Linked DNA regions of Mus musculus: region 2 is linked to region 1. A link is a loop called in an ENCODE intact Hi-C map of the cell type or tissue named here. Cell type or tissue: left cerebral cortex. All regions are shown on one strand. Links, peaks and the distances in the headings refer to the core of each region. The heading gives the core; the rest is flanking DNA. Region 1 overlaps Dclk1 (doublecortin-like kinase 1). Region 2 overlaps Dclk1 (doublecortin-like kinase 1).

What was found. A loop is a pair of places that touch in the nucleus more often than their neighbours do. Peaks named below come from ENCODE experiments on the same cell type or tissue, not always from the same donor. Only the 100,000 strongest peaks of a DNase experiment are listed, where the experiment ranks them.
Region 2: a loop joins it to region 1, with 2.6 times the contacts of the local background. A loop is called at or near these places in 9 of 42 quality-filtered maps.

Annotation. Positions count from the first base shown.
Region 1 is chr3:55,406,364-55,417,475 of GRCm38, forward strand. All of the region lies in intron 4 of Dclk1 (doublecortin-like kinase 1), which reads left to right. Among named protein-coding and RNA genes, the nearest start is that of Gm9831, 8.7 kb to the left of the region's middle. In left cerebral cortex, for the core only: a CTCF peak has its summit at 5,352 (motif pointing right); DNase peaks (open chromatin) are centred at 5,322 and 9,393; H3K27ac peaks cover 1,873 bases.
Region 2 is chr3:55,456,188-55,467,299 of GRCm38, forward strand. It overlaps Dclk1 (doublecortin-like kinase 1), which reads left to right. Exons shown (of 17, transcript NM_001195538.2): 6 at 6,814-6,908. Among named protein-coding and RNA genes, the nearest start is that of Gm31443, 21 kb to the right of the region's middle. In left cerebral cortex, for the core only: no CTCF peak of the experiment used is centred there; DNase peaks (open chromatin) are centred at 5,647, 6,873 and 7,420; H3K4me3 peaks cover 4,319 bases; H3K27ac peaks cover 5,021 bases.

The sequences.
Region 1 (11,112 bases), core at 2,021-10,020:
CAAGGTGAGTTTAAAAGTATCCTGTGATGACAATCAACCTGATGTCATTTACTCTAGTGCAGCTTGTCCCCTTGACATTCTATGACTTTTTTGAAGTGTCTAACAATTCCAAGCTCAGTTATTCATTAGGGTTATCATGAGTACTGGAAACACACACACACACACACACACACACACACACACACAGCATCTGGCAGAGTCCTCTACTCAGATTCATGCTGAATATGCACTAAGCATCCTGACTTCCTCCCTTTACATCCAGTGCTGAAATTCCAGTGCATAAAAATTCAGGGTAGGGAGCTTGGAGGAATAAAAGGAGAGTGGGAAAAAACAACACCTGCCAGAGTTCTGGTGCTCTGGGCCGGTGTACGTGGAAGGACTGCTGCACACTTTCCACGTGGCTCTGGGTGGGTGTCTGGCTGTGTGAATCCACTGGCCCCAGCTCAGCGGGTAGTGAACAAGGGGCAGTCCCTAGGTACCATGTTCTCAGCCTCAGGCATCCCAGACACCGCTGAGAACAGAATGGGGTCCCCTGGGGGCGGCTTGGTCAGCCCGGGGGCCAAAGGGAGGAGAGGGCAGGGGGAGAGGGAGGCACTGGCTGGTTCCCAAGCAGATGAGAGTCCTTGATCCAGTTCATGGCTGGAGCTCAGGAAGGTCTTCCCTCGGGAAGTTAGACATGGCTCAATAGGGGAAAGCCTATCCCATTGTTCAAGCAGAGACAGTCTATGGTTTTAGAGCTTTATTGCAGAAAGGCAGGGAGAAAGAGAGAAGGTAGAAAGAGGGAGAGAGGCTGGCCATGATTACATGGAGGGGGTGAAGGGAGAGAGAGAAGGAGGGCTAGAGATGAGAGTTTAAAAAAAGTGAGAGCTTAGAGAGTGAGGAGGGGCCAAGCAGCCCCTTTTTATAGTGGGCTGGGCTATCAGGTTACTGTCGGAGGAGTATGCCTGGCTATAGTCAGGTAATTGTGGGGGTGTCTACCCAGGATGTCAAATGCTTGGGACATTGTCTGAGTGACTGATAGTCACAGAAATATGGAGTTGGGGGGCTCTGTGGTGTCAGGCACCTGACTCTGGGAACGTGGCTCACTTTTCTGTCCCTTGTAGAGTTTTCTACTGGGTCTCCAGAGCAAGCCTCATTCAACCAAAATAGGCTGCCTATCACAGCCCCACATAAGAATGAGGGGCAGTATGCAGTTGTGTTCTTTACCCATTGAAAAATGACTCTGTGTGTTGTTTCCCCCAGTCTTCATGGCCACCTTGCACACAGACAAAGACTTTGAGTTCTGTCGAACAACTGAAGAACAGACTCAGAACCAAGATCTGACCTTCAGCTAGTACATGCTTCTGTATCTATAAGATGGTCAATCAATCTCTAGCCACCACTTGCTGCATGTTCTGTTCTAAGCTTGGTCCTGTGTGGTGATGTGGGCCCTTTCTTCAAGGTGTCTATGGGTGGAGGGGAGTGGTAGGCAGCAGAGGTCTGAAGCAAGTTGCTTTCACTCTGGAAAATGTCTAGCAGTTATCCACTGTGTCCAAGGCTGTGATATTACAGTACCTACTACTTATTTCATAAAGTGTGATTTATTCTTCCAGTCATTTTTTTCTCATACTTATCTTAAGGGAAAAATGTTTGAAATTAAAATATGATTCAGTACAAGTCATAATTTAAAAAACCATACCATAGTTGGGTATGCTTCAAGGAGTGAGCAAGGTTTCTGGCTTTGGTTAACTTTTTGGTTATGCAGGACTCATCATCATCGTTGGTTTAGGGAGCACTCTGGGGGATGACCCCTGTATGTCTCTGTCCATTTATACTTAAAATTTTTAAAATATGTTTCTGGTACAACTATCTGCCTGTGCCTTTGGCAGACGCACTCCTGCTTTCTGGTTCCTTTTTACATTTATCAGTGCCAACTGTGGTTTCTCAAATGTCTCTGTAGGACCCCAACTCTGGGTCAGTGGTACTTACTTCGAAATGCCCCCAAGTGAGACACCTAAATGCAAATCGATGCAAAAGCAAGAGGTTTATTTTCTGGTCAACCCTCAATCAGTCCCTTGAGGTGAGTGATGAGAAGGCGACCCTGAATGGTTATTACAAGGAGTTTTAATACGTTTTAGGGGCAAGGTTTCCATCAGCAAGGTTACATTTCAAACTTATTGGCTTAGCATATTGACTTTTAAATCTATTGGCTGGCAAGCATGGGCAGATCATGACATGCTCTTGAACTCTACCTGAGTCGTTCCAGAGGGTCAGGTGACTATGAGTACATTCTGAGAATATTTTTACTCAAGAATGCTGGAGAACAGAACTTGACCTCGCCTTGACACCAGGCAGGAAGGGGAAGCTGTAAGGAGAAGGATTTGGGACTGAAAAACCCCTCAGGGTCCCTCATCTTCCAGTCCTTCTTTTATTCTCTGACCTACAGGGGGCACTTAAGTGATCTTAATTCCGCTGTTGGTTCATTTTTACAGGTATTTGTTGAGCATCTACTCTGGCCAATCCCAACTGCTGCACATTTCATACAAAGTAGTCATGGTCATTGCCCGGTGGACCAACTATCAGCTCTAGTGTGAGATGCAGACATTGAAAAATAGCAGTGATCTAGGCCATGAGGAAAGAATTACAGGAGGTTGGGAGACCATGCACTGTGGCTCTAAGGTGTGAATGTAGGAAAGGCTTCTCACAGGAAGCTGATTCTAAGTTGGAAAACCTACAGGAACAGGAGGTGTTAACCAGGCCACTGAGGTGGGGCAGGATGACTCGCCATGTTTGTGAGTGTAGGTGTGACATAGTGTCAGGATGGATGTGGGATAAAAGGAAGGTGATTTTAATGAGAGAAACACATTCTTGAATATCAGACTGTAAAGGAACTGAGAGGAACCCAGAATGGATAAGAAGGAAGAAGAAAAGAAGGGAGGTACGGGGAGTAGTGATGGTGGTGACAAGCTGCTATATGGACTTGGAATATCCTGGGGCTATGGGGAAAGTTTGACATGATCCCAAGAACATTTTTGAAAAGATGTCTTTGAAAAGAGAGCTAAGAGTTGGTTGGAAGAACCCAAGGGGTGTGGAAGGTGGTAGTTGAAACAGTCATAGAGGTTCTGATAACACTATTTGGATAGCTGGTTGTAGGAGCAGATGTTGGTGAATAGAATTAAACATTTGCAAGCAGAGATTAGTGTCATGGCGCCTTAGTGAATGTGGTATGGGCAGAGTAGCAATGCCTGAGGGATGACAGGCTGTCTCCTCACTTGCCTTTCATTGGATGATACTGAAGTACACAAGGGGATCAAGAGGGAGGAGGAGGAAGTGGAAGCAAGATAAAGTTAGTTTTTGTGTGGCTCTGGGTACTGGGTGGAGCCCCGGAGCAGATGTCCTGATGTCCTCCCTTCTGACTCCTCCTGTTCCAGTTCATTCTAAAGTAGACTAGAATCGCATTCAGGAAACTTTCAGTGAACTGGTGTTGCTTTCTCTGAATTCAGTCTTGTCTCTTACGAACCTTTCTGTAAAGGTCACAGGCTTTCTCCATCATCCCTATCCCAGATATAGAGATTATAGGCCCTTTCCCTCCCACTTCAAGCCTCCTTCCTCAGGAATTCTACCAACTTTTCCTACTGGTTAATATATTTGTTCTTGCTACTTATGGTATAGTTGGAACACACATGACTTGGGGTTGTGGGCAATTTCTTCTTTTAGGCATTTTGCCTGTCATATTTATATATTGTCTTAGTTGGGTCTCTGTTGCTGTGACAATGTGTTTATTTCATGCTGCAGGTTACACTCCATCCCTGAAAGATGTTAGGGCAGGAACATGGAGGTAAACTGAAGCAGGGACCACCACAATGCTGCTTGCTGGCTTGCTCTTCATGGCTTGCGCAGCCTGCTTTCTTATACAATCTGGGACCACCTATCTAGAGATGGAATCGCCCACAGTTGGCTGGGCCCTCCCACATTAATCATCAATCAAGAAAATGATCAATAGTCTTGACTAAAGGACAATCTGATAGGGCATTATTTCAATTAAGACTCCCCCTACTCAGACAATTCTACTTTGTGCTAACTGGACAACAATCAACACATATAACCTCACACACTTTATATAGTTGGTCTTTGTCTCATGCTCTATGCATAGTTATTTTGTATGATCAAAGCCTGGACATGTGACAGCAGGTTAGTGGAGTGCTAAACTCCACTGATGGGCTGGTGGAGTGTGGTGTCATCTGTATAGCTCTAAATATAGTTTCAGTGGTAGTTTGAATATGCTTGGTCTTGAGAGTGGCACTATTAGGAGGAGTGACCTTGTTGGAGGAAATATGTCACTGTGGGAGTGGGCTTTGAGAGACCTTCCTCCTAGCTGCCTGGAAGCCAGTCTTCTCCCATTTGCCTTTGGAACAAGATGTAGAACTCTCAGCTCCTCCAGAGCTATGCCTGCTTGTATGCTGCCATGTTTCCTGCCTTGATGATAATGAACTGAGCCTCTGAAGCCAATTAAAGGTTATACTTTGTAAGAGTTGCCTTGGTCATGGTCTTCACAGCAATGGAAACCCTAACCAAGACACAGACATAATGAAATAGCCACCCATACCCATACCTACAGTCATTCATCCATTACAGGATAAGTGATGTGTCATTTACTTGGCATACAATAGCAAAGAGTAATGTGTTATAAAGCTTGAAATGGGGCAAGGACATGTGGAATGCAATAGTTTATGAAAGCCAATCGGGTAGAAAAATATTGATGCTAATTAGTAAGTCTGTTCTGTACCTTCCAGGCTGTGTGCTAAGAACTTTCCTTGGGTAAAGTTATGAAGTCCCCACTATACCCAGTGCAATGGTACATGGAGTCAGAAAGTGAGGTTGGAAGAAGACCTTCTAGTGGAATCAAGATGGAAGTCTAGCCTGAGTTGCTCAAAGGCCTGTCCTCCTAAAAATTCAACCATAGGAATGGAGTGGTTTTCAAAATGCCTCAGGCTCCCTAGGGGTCAAACATGAGCCTCAGGGTATGCAACTGGAAAATCAGCCCTTTCTATCTGCCAGAGCAACCAAATGGCATCTGTCTATGTATTTGGCTCTGAAGATGATTTGAACCAAGAATTCTCTACTTAAGAAAGAATTGAATTGCTAGATCCAAAGATTTTAACTGTGTGGGATGCTGAAGCTGTTAAAATTAGTGCCAGCTCTGTTGTAAATGTTGTGATCCTTCAGAAATCTGCCTAAGACAAAGACAAGGCTACAACTCAAGAGAGATAATTTACTTTACATTATTTTAATATACAATATACTGTACATATGTATGCTTGCATGAATTTATGTGCAGCACATACATGTAGTGCCCACAGATGCCAGCAGAGGGCACAAGGTCCCCTGCAACTGGAACTACAGACAGAGTTACTAAGACAGTACTGAGAACTGAACCCTGAAAATCTCCAAGAGCAATTAGTGCTCTTAACAGCTGAACTATCCCTCTAGTCCCCATGAGACATGCTCTGCCCTTTGACAAATTAGAAGTAAGCTAATTAGTAGAATGTGAGAATGTGTGGTAGGTTGTCACCATTTTAGAATGCTTTTGTGGATTTCTTCACAAAGCCTTGCAACTGCCTGTGAGAGAAGAAAGGCTGCTCATTGTTAACATTGTTCTCACAGTGTCTGTCATATGTCAGTCACTCAGCATGGCAAAGTGTCTGGCTTTGTACTGCTGCCCTATCTTGCTCGGTGCTCTGTCTTCAGTGTCTACTACATCATGATCACTGTCTCAGTTAAGGGTTTATATTGCTATGAGGAGACACCATGACCAAGGCAATTCTTATGAAGGCAAACATTTAATTGGGGCTGACTTACGGATTCGGAGTCATGGCAGTCCATTGTCATGGCAGGATGCAGGTAGACAGTGCTAGAGAAGTGGCTGAGAGTTCTACATCTTGTTCTGAAGGCAGCCAAAAGGAGGCTTTCTTCTGCAGGCAGCCAGAAGGGGACTCTTTTCTGCACTAGGTGGAGCTTGATCATAGGAGCCCTCAAAGCCCACCTACACAGTGACACACTTCCTCCAACAAGGCCACGCCTATCTTAACAAGGCCATGCCTATTTTAACAAGGCCACACCTTCTAATAGTACTGCTTCATCTGGGCCAAGCATATTCAAACCACCACAGTTACCGGCAATTATGTTGATTAAATCAAAAGATTGAACTCAGGAAGTGAAAGCATCAAAAGCATCAGGATTTTAGCTCTTTAACACCAGGAATGGATTACAACCCACTCTGCCTTTTTTAAATGACAAAATAATGAGCTTATTGAAAGGCATTAAAACAAGGCCATTGGAAAATTAAGGTTCTGTGTTTGATCTGGCTTCATGTTTGGATGGCTATTCTCCAAGTTTCAGGTTTGAATCTATTTAAAATTTTAGAAGGATTATCTGTCAGCTGTTGCCTGTAATACCCATAGATTCCTTTTATTGCAAACCATGATGCAAATATTTTTACTTAGCTTCGATCATTTTGGTTTCCTGAGATAATATCTTGTTATGGGTCCCTTAGTGGCCACAAATTCTTCACCTGCTTGATTCAGCCTCTTGCGTGTCGGGTTAAAAGAGATGAGCCACCATATAGGGCCCTGGATACAAATGATAAATTATAACTTGGTGTTTTTTTTTAAAAGAATATATTTATTTCAAGTTTACTATATAATGCATTTGCAAAAGAAGAAAAAAGGCCTGTGCTGTACATTAGTTAATGTGAAAATACACAGAATAGATTGTTGTTTGCTCTCCACTTGAAAGGTTCTACATTCTGGTAAGCTTCTTAAAGGTTAAGCATATCAGTTGGCAGTAGCCATTAAGAGAAGAGAACATGGTTGGCTAGCAGGGGTTGACTATGGTCTCTGCCCATTCTCCCCACATTTGGCTCTTTCCCCTCACTATGCCTGTGTCACCCTCTTAGAACTTCCCTGCATTCTGAATCCAGCGTGAGTGTTAGGCCAATAGCTAGCTTAGGTCTTTAGCAGCTGGAGATTGCCTACAATGATGTTTTGATCTCTGCTCACACTTTCTCAGGATAAGTAGTGGTTTAAGGAATGTCGTGTTGTCATGGCATTATATTCATGCAGGTGTTGGCCGTGCAGCTGGGATTCAAATTAAGTCACTACCCAGCTATAAGTGCTCATTTTCGTTTTGTCGTTGAGACTTTTTTTCTTCAATTAAAACAAAATAATTCATGACAAGAAAACCACCGAGCCTGCCCCAGGCTGAGCCTGAGTTGCTTTCTGTTTTGCATTGTTTCCCCTCAAAGCTGCATTTTCCACTTTGTAAGTAAGTCCCCCGCCAGGGTCATCTGAAAAGTTCTGCCTAGGGAGGGAACTCTTTGTAGTGCAGATCTGGGTAACAACTTCAACAGTGTCCTGACTGCAGAAAATAAAGACTCAGGGCCCTAACTCAACAGCAAAGATGATGGAACAGCTCAAGTCCCATGTCCATCCCATGCGATCTTTTTGTTAATATACGCAATTGTAAAGAAGAGAGAAGTTACCAGCCCCTACCCTCAATCCACAAAGGCGGCCTTTGTAGTAAAAGACTACTAACTACTACTAAACTACTACTACTAACTACTACTACTACTACTACTACTACTACTACCTAACTAACTACTACTACTAACTACTACTAAAAGGCTAACAAGAGAAACACAAATATATGCCTTCACATATGGTCTGGGTGACTGGAGAGTTTTCAAAAAGAAATGAAGATACAAAGAAATGGTTAGACTTTTGTGCTGGCTTGTTTGTTTGTTTGTTTGTTTGTTTGTTTTACATAAGCTGGAGTTATCTGGGAAGAGGAATCTCAATGAAAAAAATCCCACTAGGTGGCCCAAAAGCCAATCAATAGTGTACTTTCTAGATTAATGATTGATGTGGGAGAAACCATCCCTGGGTAAGCAGTCCTTGGTTGTATATGAAAGCAGGCTGGGGTAGGAGAGCCATGGGGAGCAGGCCAGAAAGGAGCATTTCTTCAGTTCCTGCCTCTGCATTTTTGCCCTGATTTCTGTCCTGACTTCCCTCAGTGATGGAGCATAACCTGTGAACTGTAACACAAGACCCGGTTCCTCTCCAAGCTTTCTCTTCTCTCTCTCTCTGCCCTACCCCACCTATCTCAGAGAGAGAGAGAGAGAGAGAGAGAGAGAGAGAGAGAGAGAGAAGGCAGCATGGGCTTGGCATAGGTTTTTGATACCTCCAAGCCTACTTCCAGTGACACACTTTCTCTAACAAGGCCAGACCTCCTAACTCTTCTGGATTCAGAGACTATTGATTTTAGGTGTCATGTACAACACCATAGTAATGCATAAAGACAGCCACAGGAGGTACTGACCAGAATCATGTGACCCTCCTCCATTAGCCCCTACCTAGGAGTTGCTGCGACACCAGAGAAAAATCTCACAGAATTCTACCACCTTCTCTCCAAGGACAGGTCTGCTGTTTGTCACGTGTGTGCCCTGCAGTGGTGACACCCCTAAAGAGGCAGGGCCACTTGAGAGCAGATACTTCCTTCTGTGTACGAGTGTCCATTACAGAAAAGGTGGCTGGTATAAAACTGAGAAGTCTCTACAGACCTAAGATTTGAAGCCATTGACCATTTTTCAGAGCTTTGTAAAATCCTATGTATTCTCGCACCCTCTATCAGTCAGTTTTGACCCACATTTTCTCATGCAAGTAAGAGCGACAGATGCATTGCACAAGTGAGTGTGTTTGTGTGACACAGACACATCACCCTATGGAGTTCCCTTCATTCCCATATCTGCACAGTTTCTGAGGTGTCCTCTGGGTATAGGCTGGTCAGCACATTAATGTCTTTGTTTCCACTCCGCAGCAGTAGAGTTCTGCTGCTGCTGTGGTCCCCGGAGCAGCTATGATGCTAGTTTCCTTAAATCTGAATTGGGCCTGAGGGGTTTGAAAGTCAGTTGGCTTTTCAGAAAAAGTCCTTTTTCATGGAACCCTTTGTTTTAAGAGAAGAAAGTGTGTGCTATCTTTCCCTATTTCCATCACAGAAAGAATTTTTTTTTTCTTTTCTATTAGGCACAACTGAGTTTCTGACTCAACACAGGACTAAGTGTAAGATAAGTCCCTGTTTTTCTCAAATTCGTTTGCCTTCACTGTTCTTTCATCTTCTACAATGAGGCCAGTCTGAGAATAACTCTTAGAAATGCAGCCATGTCCTCGCGGTCTCTGGGAGTAATAGTGGGCTGATGTGTTGGCTCTTAGAGCTTAGCCGCTGGCACCAACTGCGGATGGATTTCCTTTGGAAGTAGGTTATAGCTAAGAGAGCTGCAGGGTGTCAGGCCGGTGTTGTTTCCGTTGTTAATGAAGCTCTGTCAGAGGGACTGGAGAATGTGTGCTTGGGTTTATAATTCTAGCAGCCTGTGCTTGTCCCGATGCTCAGGAAATAGCACCCAGAGGAGACAAAGGAGACGCACGTGGGTGCAAGGCGCCTGTACCCCGCAGAGGAAACACAATGGCAGCTGCCGCAGGGGCTGTGCGGAGGGAGCAGAGGGCGTGGTGCTAGATGCTAGAAGCTTCTGACTGGAGTGCAGTAGGTAGGGGTAAGCAAGCTTATTTCTTGTGGAAATAGCAGTCGCCATAGTAAACTCTGAGATGATTTTTTTTTGACCCTGCCTAGAAATGTAAAAGACCATTTCTTACTCCTGGTGCTCGCCTGCCCTCTAAATCTGCCTAAATTTCCTTCCTTCCCCACATTTGGCATTTAAAACCCTCATGGATAAATCTCTGTGAAGTCATTGGTGTCTTTTGTCTTGGTATTAAAAACAGAGCAACAGCAATGCAAGGCCAGTATTTATCAAGGGCTTGCCACATACAGAATCACATCCAGTGCACCCCCAGGGAGGACCATCCAGTGCACCCCCAGGGAGGACCATCCAGTGCACCCCCAGGGAGGACCATCCAGTGCACCCCCAGGGAGGACCATCCAGTGCACCCCCAGGGAGGACCATCCAGTGCACCCCCAGGGAGGACCATCCAGTGCATCCCCAGGGAGGACCATCCAGTGCACCCCCAGGGAGGACCATCCAGTGCATCCCCAGGGAGGACCATCCAGTGCACCCCCAGGGAGGACCATCCAGTGCACCCCCAGGGAGGACCATCCAGTGCATCCCCAGGGAGGACCATCCTGTTTCAGAAATGTAGAGACTTGACTGGCTAAGTGAGCAGAAAGTATGTAATTAGGAGCTGATTTCCCCCCCCAAACTGCCTCACCACACCGTACCCAACACAGGCTCACTCCTAACTGCCCCAGCTTTCAGCCCAACCGGCGTAGCATTGCAAATGTATTTATTTAATGTAAGAGTGACCTCCAAAGCAGTTATGTTGACAATGTAAGTGTGGCATGTTTTTATAATTATTATATTTTATTATTAGTTATTATTAATGTCCTAGTAAACCTAACTGATGAACTAAACTTCATTGTACATAGGTATGTATAGGAAAAAGAAACATGGCCTACGTGAGTATGAATGGGAATTTTGCACTATCTGTGGTCCTGGGCAGCCTCTGCAGTTTTGATAGGTATCTGCCATGAAGGGGTTACTACTTTAGCCATGGAGTACACCCAGGAAACCCCTCCTATGAACCCAGTCATGGCCCCAGAACAACCTTGGCCAGCCTCTGGAAGTTCTTTTCTCATCTTTCTGTCTTACTTCTTCTGCACCATAAAATAGCTGCTACCCATGATATTGGGATTGCTGAACCCAATGTAGTCTGACCCTACTTAGCAAATCAGTGCTCAGAGCTGCTCAGGAGGCCCTGGCTTGAGACAGCAACAGAGAAACTTCTGGAAATATCTTTTCTGTTTCCTGCTACTTTTTTAGGAACATTTTTTTTTTTCCACCAAGAAGAAAAAGCTTTATGGTTTTTGCTCAAGACAGTTTGTACATCTGTACACTGTCTCTTTGGCACCAAGTTATGATAAAATTAAAACACAACAATAGGAGTTGATTACCTAATTCGTGTCCCTACAGATGACAGTGCCACAAAAAAGGGCTGAGCACAGAGAGCATCTATGGTCTAAAGTAGTTCATAATTAGCAAAAGTGAATTCCTCTGTTCATTGTTCTTAA
Region 2 (11,112 bases), core at 1,779-9,778, 50 kb after region 1:
AATTTTTTAAACAACATAAATGTATGACTCCTCTGCCCTATCCAGAGATTTGCAAAGATGAAAATAGAACCCTCAGGGTTGTCTGCCTTTCTGAGAGCAGTTTAGAGGGGTCTAGAAAACTGTGAGTGAGAAGTAATAGCCTCAAAAGCAAGAAGATGGAGGTGGTGGGAGAGATACTTCATTCTGGAAGCCACAATACAAGGAGTTCATAGAGCCACCAAAGTGAGAACGCAGCTAAGAAGTTCAAGCAGGCGAGACCCCATGGCTGTGGGGTCTTGCCTGGGAATGTTCTCCATGATTTCATGATTAGGTTGCCCCAGCCTGGCTCCCAGGCAGAGGTGGGAGAAGGATATGCTGTCTCAAATGGTGGGTAGAGGTTCAAAGGGGTTTCTTGCCAGTAGCTGTGCTGACCCATGTTGCTTGTGCTAAGCCCCTCACTATAACCACAGCCTTGAACCAACTGTTAGAAACTCAAAACTTCTGTCATTTAACCTATTTGGATCATGGTTCCTTCTGGGTGGTTGCTGACTGCGTGAATGAACTGGAAAATACCAGGAAATGTGTCTTTCTATCATTTACCGCTGCTGTTGCTGGTGGCCACTCCTCTCCATCGCTCCCACCCAGCATATGGGCTATTCAGAGTCATCAAAGCTCTGTCTCACCTGGCTCTGCTGGAATCTGACAAATACAAAGGTGGATGCTCGCAGCCAACCATGGGACTGAGCACAGGGTCCCCAACGGAGGAGTTAGAGAAAAGACAGAAGGAGCTGACGGGGTTTGTAGCCACATAGGAGGAACAACAATATCAACCCACCAGATGCCCCCAGAGCTCCCAGGGACTAAGCCACCAACCAAAGAGCACACATGGAGGGACCCATGGCTCCAGCTGCATATGAAGCAGAGGATGGTCACTGATGGTCTCATCCGTGGGAGGATAGGCCCTTGGTCTTGTGAAGGCTCAATGCCCCAGTGTAGGGGAATGCCAGGACAGGGAAGCTGGAGTGGGTGGATGGGTGAAGCAATATCCTCATAGAAGCAGGGAGATGTGGGATGGGATAGGGGGTTTTCAGAGAGGAAACCAAGAAAAGGGATAACATTTGAAATGTAAATAAAGAAAATATCGAATGAAGAAGAAAAAGAAAAAACTTAGGAAAAAGAACTGTTCCCTTCACCTACTATGCTACCATCTTGTGTTCTTGTGGGTATTTTGTTTGTTTGTGTTGGTTTGGTTTTGCCGAGTCTATATGCTTTCTCATTCTCCTTCTACCTACATCATCCTGATATGTGGCAAGCCAAGGACACAGGGCTCTGAAAGACATTCTGGGCCATTAACAGTCTCCTCTGTGTCTAGGAAATCAAGGGTAGTCTAAGGCATGGTCCAGAGCCCCACCCCGGGACCTGCAGGTACCCATGCATGTGCCTCCACTTTCTTTCCTGGACCTGTACATTTCAATGCCAAAGATAAACAAGCCTTGCATGTTAGACAATGACAGGGAAATGGCAAGTGGATTTCATTCCAAAAAGTGACCATGTAACACTTAATTAAATTTAAAAAATAATTTAAAATTAATTAAATTAAGAAATACATAAAAGGTAAAGGACAAATCAGAACTTCCAGTCATAGCAAACAGCTTGGAACTTATACACGCAGTTCAAAGAGAAAGGAAACAATGACCACTGAAGAAATCCACTTGGACATTTTATTTTTACTTGTAAAAATTCTGTTGTAAAATCTAGGCATGGGGGCTCATGCTATAGTCAGCCCTCAACAGGCTGAAAAGACAAAGATCACATTCCAGTCTAGCCTGAGATACTTAGCAAGACCTTGTCTCCAAAAACCAAAGTAATAGTAATAATTTGAATTTGTTCATTACAATTCATGAAATTATATTCTATGAATTATATTCTCATTCCTAAACATTTTCCTAGGGTTTTTTTTTAATATATTTCTTTGTATTCTGGTAGGATGTTGATAAAACTTCCTAATTGACTTTTTGTTTGAAGGTAAGACACAATTTACAAATGCAAATTCTTTGTAAAATCTCTTCCTTCCTTCCTTCCTTCCTTCCTTCCTTCCTTCCTTCCTTCCTTCCTTCCTTCCTTCCTTCCTTCCTTTCTCCCTTCCTCCCTTCCTTCCTTCCTTTCTTTTTCTTTTTTTTTTTTTTAACAAAAGTCCTGAAGGCCAAATGGAGCTCTGGGCTCTTTGCCTTTTATAGCACAAACATCTTCAAATGTGCAGAAAGCCTTGAGAAACCATGCAGTCATTTGCTCCTGAGGAAGCTTAGTTACTCTAGCAAGCAAGGGGTGGGGACTTCCAGCTGAGGTGGTAGTAAGTATGAAGTAGGTTTGGTGTGTAGCTTCTCTTAACATCTTTTACATCCTAGAAGCCCCACAGTGGTTCTCCTTCCTTCCTCTTTTTGTGTCTACCTTTTACAGCAGAATTTAGGTCTGTGCTTCCAGAAAAGGAAAAGACAGATCAAAAGTCCATGTGCATTTTGATTCTGTTACAAAGAACTGTCTGGGGTAAGATGGAAAACGTCTAACCACTGATGTTACCTCAAGACACCTTTGTATTTTAAAATTGTCACAGGCAAGTCTGTCCATCCCTCTGTGCCCTGTTTCTTCCAGAGAGACACAAATACCCTTAATCGTTTCCTGAAGACATTTCTTGGCCATTTTTTTTCACTTAGGAGAGCCCCTACTTCAGCAGAAGTTGTGGGTTTTTTCCCTCCCTAATGCTCATTTTAATTCCTAGTGATATGCAAACTCTAGCATGGAGTGATTCTACCTGATTACCCACACACCCTTTTGCCTCTCCTGGGTCTTCTTATATGACCCAGAGTCCCTTGATATGATTGTGTATCCTGGGCCGAATCAAATACTATCCCTCTACATCCATTTCATAACTGCAAAAGTTGATAGACTTCTACCACCATACCTGACCCTCCAAAATCTTTATTTATTTGTCTATTTATTTTAGTCTTTAACAGTTTTATGTATGTATATGATAAACTTTAGTCATTTTTACCCCATTAGTCTCTGTCGTCCCCCTCCCTCTCTGCTAAAATCCTTACTCTCCCTAGTGCTTCCCACCTACTTTCCTATCTTTCTATGTCTGCACGACCCATTACATTAACTAGAGGTGCTTGCATGAGTGGAGGTGAGAGGCTGTTTACAGAAGCATGGAAAATGTATCAAGGCTATGTGACTGGAGAAAGTGACACCCCTTTCCCTAGCAACCGTTAGTCGGTTAGTTGTCAGTAGAACTTCAGGAAGGCTGGGACCTCTTGCAGGATGAAATGTTGATGGGTGTAATCTTGTGTAGGTTTTGTCTGTATAACAACAGATTCGGGGAGTTCATGGGTACAACGGCCATGTCATGCCCCAAAGATGTCCTTCTTGGCTCTCCTTCCCATTCTCCATGTGTCTCTTCTTCCAGAATGTTCCTGAGGCTTGGCATTTTAAACCAGTTATGAGTCTCTGCACTAAGCACTACCAGCGGAAATAAGAAGTTTCTCTAAGTAAGATTCATAGCATTGCCAGTCTATGGATATAAACATGTCTACTTAGAATACGGTTTGGCCATGTGTCCATGTAGTAAAATTATAGTAGTGGGTTCCCTGCATGGCCTACAGTTTCTTGGCCATTAGCTCTTGACCAGGTTAATGGTACAGGCATGAATTCCTTCCTGAGATAAGGCCTCTATCCCATTAAAATAGTAGTTGGTTATCAACCATACATTCATGCCACTATTACACAGTAGGCACATCTTGCCAGGACTGATCTTACTGTAGCTCAAAAGGTTCACAGCTAGGTGATGACTTTTCTTCTCCAGCATCCTGCATAGCACCTTCCAGCACCTTGAAAGCCAGTGTCATAGTTACTTTCCTATTGCTGTGAAAAGGTGCTATGGCCAGTGCGGCATATAGAGATAGCACTTAATTGGGGACTTGCTCATAGTTTTAGAGGGTTAGTCCATGATCATCATGGCAAGAGGCATGGTGGTAGACAGGCAGGCATGGCACTGAAACAGTAGCTGAAAGCACAACTACTTTAGAAAAATAGAGACAGGGGTGTGGAGTTTGGGCCTGGGGCAGGCTTCTGAAACCTCACAGCCCATACTCAGTGACATATCTCATCTAACAAAGCCATGCCTCCTAATCCTTCCTTAATAGTTCACCAACCTGGAACCAAAAGTTCAACTGTGTAAGCCTACGGGAACCACTCACACTCAAACCACCACAGCCTGCTGGAAAGAAGCTTTTAGATCTCCTCCAGCTTGATTTACCTTCATTCAGTGCCCATAGTATGTGGCATCGGCAACAGGGTTGACCATCAGTTCTGGTGGACAGCCAGGTCGATGGCAGTAAGCTGAATTCTTTCGGGCATCAGTGGCACTCCCTTGACCAACAGCTCCTGGGGAAGACTCTATCAGCAGTACTTTTGTAGCTTCCGGAAGGAGCACTCTCCCCTCCCATGACCTTTTTATCTTAGCTCGTTAAAAATTATATTTTAATTAACCTATAAAACAGGTTTCCATATGATTTATTTCACACGTCCTTAGTGATGTTTATCCCTCCCTGTAAGCTCTCTCAAATCCTTCTGCACTGTAAACTTTCTCCCTCTTGGATCCACTCCCCACCCCCTTTCGTGGTCTACTCCCTTCTTTCTTCCTTTAAACATAGTATCTGGTCATATCAGGGACATAGTGAAATATTTACTCAGTGAAAATGAGAAGCACTTTATGTCTCAGTTAGTCTTGCTTTAAGATGTGTCTAATATCTTTCCAGCTTCACAGGTGAAAATATTTACTTGGTGCCTGGCATCTGAGACATACACCCACACACACACACACACACACACACACACACACACCTGCATTCTTCATTGTGCACACAGAATCTAAGGTCATTTAGAAGCAATGAATTAGTGGGCGCTTTGATGATAATTTAATAAAAGGTGCCCTTTAGCCAACCACTAGGTGCAGCAACTCTTCTCTTGGTAGGTATGGATTCTGCATCTACAACAATGCTGAAATCTTCTGTTTCCTAGTCTAGCCCTTCCCTTAGAGACCACTGGCTGGGAAGTCCAGTGCAGTAAGCCATGAACAATGAGACCCATCAAATAAAGACAGCCCAGTAGCATGCAAGCAAATTAAAACGCTCACAGCTTGCTGTTGTGCCACGCAAAACATCAGTAAATAAACCCCCTCCCAAGTTTTTAAAGAAATAGTTATCAATATACTTCAAAGGAAAAACTACCAATTAGTACAGTATGTGGCATTTTAAAGATCTTTGGAGTAGTGACAAAAGGTGTCAAGGAGTCTCTCCCCCCCCCCCCCCCCCCCGCTGGCTCCTTACGTTTTTTTATGAGAACTCGGTGTATGAAAAATAAAATCAACAAACACAGAGACTTTTGTGTGTCCCTATCACCTGCAACTTGCCAGGTTTTGGGAGAGTTATTGTCATTTTGATTCTTGTGTGAGTCACTGAGTTGCCAGCCCCCAGAGGCGCTTCATTATGATTCAGTGCAAAGGGATTGAGCCGGCTGGGGCTTCCGGAGTGAGGAGTGAGTGTGTGTCTGGTGGGGGTTGCGGTGGCAACGCGTTGGCAAGAGGCTTAATTGACACCTTTGATGTAGCCTAAGACAGAACCCGCACCTCCCACTGCCGCTGGGAAGACGTCAGCCTTACGCAGGAAAAGGCATCTGCTGATGAATCCTGCATCTCATTCAGCCCGCTCCCCGAGCAGCCTTAGCCTTCCCTAGCTAATCCAACTGCTTCCCAGTCTGCGGGTGCTGGGCTGGGTGCTGGGCTTGGTGCTGAGAAGAGGCTCTGGCTCTTGGCTATTTTCAGGTCAAACACTAAGACTGTGTCCATGTTAGAGCTCATAGAAGGTAAGTGGAATGCACTGCCGTCTCTTTCCCCTCAGGGCACCTCCCAGAATGTATGTGTCTCCTGTCTGATTCTTCTCTCCCTGTGCATATCTGCAAGGTTTCCAAGTTAGAGTAGCAGGCAGCCTTTGATATCTTTATACAGTCGTGTCTTCGGGGGGGGGGGGGGGGTATGTGTTCCCAAAGGTGGCGCTAGCTAGAGAAAAGGATAGCCTGGCTCCTTGGTTTCATCTCAGCTTGCTGACAATGTTTCCCACAACTTGAGTGTTGGGTAGAATTCCAGAGTTTGAGACCTGTTGGCAGCTTTTTTTTATCAGTTGAAATTGCAACAAAGACAAACTGTGTGGGGTTTCTCAGCATCTGCAGGCAATTATTTTGTCCTGTTTGAGGCAGACACATCAGAATCAGGCTGGGGGGATAGACAGGACATAAATGAATGTAGAAATGTCTAGAAGTGAGTTATTAAATTATAAAAACACAATGGTCCATTTTTTTTTAAGTCTCTGGGAATGCCACCTGTGAGTGATTTCAACATTTTCTCCCACTGGGTAACTAAAGACACACACACACATGCATGTGTCTCAAAGCCTTGAACATACTCATGAAAATCTCTCTTGGCTTAAATAAAGCCTCCAAAATAAATAAATAAATAAATAAATAAATAAATAAATAAATAAATAACTTGTGCAAAGTACATTTTTAAAAATTATATAACCTGATGTTGTATTAAACACAAGATTGACAGAACAGTGAGTGTCTGAAGATGGCTATTCCCTAAGGCTTTTCTTCCTGAGTCACATTATGGGTCTAATTTTTAGCTGATGTGCCTCCTCTGACTGTCTATTTCCTTGGGAAGATGAATTGCTATGAAAATTCTTTAATGTGCTGTTTTTCTCTCTGTGTGATTCCTCTTATTTCTAGTTAATGGAACCCCTGGTAGTCAGCTCTCTACTCCACGCTCGGGCAAGTCACCAAGTCCATCACCCACCAGCCCAGGAAGCCTGCGGAAGCAGAGGGTAAGGACAAAAGCAAGTCATCTATTGACAAATCTGTCTAGGTTTTGTTGCAAAGTGGCATGGGTGTCAGCAAAAAGTGCTGCTTTTCTTGGGGAATGACCAAGCCAGGGCAAGGGTAACCTGCTGTGGATCACCCACCATTGCTATGGTCCAGCTACGACCCAGGTCTTTCAATTTCCACAAATATGGCCAGTCTTAATTCTGAATAGAATATGCAATTGCTGCTTTAGTTTTAAATACCCTCTTGTTTGTTCATAGTACACATACTTCATTATGTATGCAAGTGTCCTTAGTCATAATTGGTTTTATTAGAAACAGCCATGGATAGTCTCTTAAGGAGCAGGAAAAGCCAGTGGAGGTAGCATCCTGGTGGAGATTGCTCAGTGGTAAGCAGGGTGGTCCAGAGCATCTGTGGAGCCCATGAGGCAGGCCATGGGAACATAGGATGCCAGTTTTGTCAATGGACCCACACTGAGCACATTCTCTTACATTTATTTTGAGCCTCTTGTATAACAGCAGAGAAATACACTGAGCTTAGAGACAGATGTGTAAAAGTTACTGGAAGCTATGTCAGCTTCTCCAAAGCTAAGCAAGGGCGGGGGGGGGGTGACTGTTAGCTCTTCATCTGGAATGAAAAAACTTCTTAAATCCCCTCACTGCTTTTACTGCTCATCCACTCCAGTTATACCAAGGCCAGAAGGGGAGAACTGGGGATGGGAAAAAGAAAAGGTCATGCTGGAAAACAAAGATGAGAAGAGAGGATTATGCTTACTTAAGTGACTTATCTGACGGTGCCCACTGAATAATTTAATCAACAGGGACTCCTCAGAGGCTACTGCATGTAAATATCAGGATGTCTACATTTAATTTCTTTTATTGTGCATTTAAATGACACTTCTAAAAATTGATGAATTTAAGCTCATCAAATATGAAGTCCCTCTAGGTCAAGCTTCCTCTTTCAAACTGGATCTTCAGGCTGCTAACACCATCAATCGTTTTTTATAAGTGGGTGGCCAAAAAGAAATCAGTCTGCAGTTACTTTGAACCTCTTGCCCCAGATTTCTTTCTCTGCTGATCCGTCTAGCATTGAGTTGAGCTTGTTTTGTCTGTTAAAGCCTGTGATTTTGTATCTGGTTTTCTGTTCAATGGTGGGATCGTTTTTATTAGAGAAGTCTGTGGTCGGTCTTCAGTGATTTTAGGAATCATTAATGAGCTACAGAATTGGCCACATTCATTCACTCTCTTACAGGATTATCCTCAGGTGAGGGAAGAGCTGGTGTGGCCATCCTGTACTCACAAATACTAGCCAGCAAAGGCTCCCCTCTGTAGATCAGCCAGATATCCAGCAGAGAGGATGTCTCCTCTCCGGAGCATCCTTTCTCTAGAAGTGTATATGTGCTTCAGAGCTAGTGCAGGAACAAAATTACCTTCTGATCCACTGAACTCAGTCTCAGACTTTGCAATATCTCAGGTTGAGACTAAATTTAGAATGACTGAGAATACAGGCCAGGTTCTCTCCCTAGGTGTTTCTAATAGGGACCCCTCCATCTTTGGAGTGTACAATTTTTCTCAGTTATCATTTATTAACAGAGCAAAGCTAGAATTTGCATCCCTTTCTTCTCAGCTTCCATGGGATTTTTCGTTCAACTGAGGCAGAAAATTTTCATCCAGTATTGTAGTCATTGACTTACATAATTAACACTTTTTAGCCCTTTGGAAATTAGTAACAGGTATGGCTCGCTGACAGGTTTTTCATCTTGCCATTTAAGCCACCAGTATAGCACTATCATTGAGGGAACCAAAATTTTTCTCATCTACTTTTAGAGGGACAAAAAGTTTAGCACCATCTGAAAACATTTATTAAACACATGTTGTAAGCAGGATACCGAATGCTTTCAAAGACGGGTTAGTCTCTAGGCTTTTGAGTTTGGCTACACATATTCAAAGATGGGTCTTTTCTCAAGCCTTTGAATTTATGAACACCCTCCATCTATGTACCATGGAGGCATTTCCAGCTGCTCTACCGAGAGAAACTTTCATCCTTTTGTGTAGACAACTGCATCAAATAACCTCTCCCTGTTATAATGGGACCAGAATATCCCTAAAAATTGTTCCTGTTTTAAATTTGGTTAATATTCTTTCCAAACGGTTGGCTATACTTCTATGCAGGAAATATTGAAATAAGGGAAAGATGGTGTGTGCTAAAAGAAGACACTTCAAAGAATGAATTAATTCCTTTTATTGCAAATTAGAAAACAGTAGCCACTTCTATTTTTTCTTTCTGTGTTGCCTAGTAACATACCCAGAAAATGAGTTGGCAAACACACACATACATGTTCCCCTTAAAATATAGGAGGAGAAGCTAATTTTTAAAAGGAGTATTAAGATATATAACTGATTTTTTAGAAGTAAAAAAAATCTGCATTTTACTTATGTTAACTATGATTTAATAAGCTGTTTGTCTCCCTTTAAGGTCAAGTTTCTAAATTACGTCCTTTGACATTTTAGAATAGTCATCTGAGAGACAAGTCTGCATGTCGGATTCATTTCTTCATTAAACACACTGGAGACAGTGAACCAAGTAGCTTCCCTATTTATACAAAGGACAATTACTTAAGTGGCTTCTAGAAGCATCTTCCTGGCCTCAGAAGTCAAATTTTTAGGCCCTCTTCCTATCCATAAACCGCTTTTGGGGGAGGTTCCATATCTTAAAACATTAAGAAAAAAATGTGTTGTACTGAGTAGGTTGAATGAAGCCCCCCATTACACTCCCACGCCACTGACTTTTGTAGAATAACTGAGCCCTCAGATGACGTGGGAGTGGGCGGCACAAAACTGAAAATAAGCCAGCTGTAGACACTGGGTGGAAGTGAGCAGGCTGCTTGGCTACCAGCACTGAGAGATAGTAGCAGACAGAGTGGCAGAAAGAAGGGAAGAGATGGGTAAGAGGTGAGGAACTAGACGGAGATTTGGGATTGGATGTGGGCGTGCGTAACTCAGAATTCTTCCAGTCACCCAAGCATAAAACGGAAAGGGCAGTGTGTGCTGGGTTTACACTGTGTGCAGCTGCACGCTGGAGTTACTGTCACGAGTATCCTGAGTGCCAGCTGCTGCATCTGACAAATTATGTTTGTGAGGTAAGCACATTCTTCTCCCCAGAATGGGAAGAAAATGTCCATGGAAGAGTTGCCTAGACTGAATAGCAGAGGTGGTCTTGGCAGGCAACAGGGGCCATAACTCACCTGGACTCGAAGGGAGGCAGGAGCCCGTCATAGCCCAAGAAGCGTTTTCTTGCCGATGAAATGAAATCATTGCTTTGCCTGTTGTTATCTTTTCTCTTATGCAAAGTTGGTGCCTTGAGTAGTTGTAGTGATGTTAGGAGCCAAGGACCCATCCCTTTCCAAGTTGCTCCGCAGAGAGGAGCAGGGACCCCAAGAAAGGAAAGTAAACGAATCTGTCCTGCCCTTCATCTTACAGGACCTGTACCGCCCCCTCTCGTCGGATGATTTGGACTCAGTAGGAGACTCAGTGTAAAAGACACAATGGAGCGATGTGTATGGTTTGTGATGGGATCAAGGTTTCCCATTTCCTAAGCAAGCATCTAACAGCAAAATACACAAAAGAGTTTTGCATAAGTAATTAAGTTATACAAAAGCAAGGGTGCCGACATTTTCTACTCGCGGTATTCTTTGAAAGAAAAAAAATTTTTTTTAAAGTATCTCCTCCATTTGATGTAACCGAGGAGAGTTTGAATACAATATTTGTTAGTCGCTGAGGATTTTATGACTAAAGTCTTGTTCCAGATAAATTTCATATATGACTCCAATATTAACTACAAGAACCACCCTAATGATCCAGCATTACAGAGTCACCATTTCTGTAAATGAGTCTTCTTTTTAATCAGTAAGTAGATAGATATATAAATACAATTTTTCTGTACTTAGTATAAGGGAAATTTAATAAAGTAACAGACACGGTTTTTCTAAAAGGTAAAAATCTTCTACCTTTTTAATTTAAAAGTTAAAAATAGTCAGACAGCTGACTAGCTTTTTCATTGCAAAATAATACAAAAACTCTTGAGGATTTTTTTTTTTTTTTTGAGTGACTATGTCTGGAAGGGAATTGAGGGACTTCTGTAGGAGACATCTCACAAAGACTAACATTAAACAGTAAGAAAATTCTCTGGGTTTTTGTTTTTGCTGTT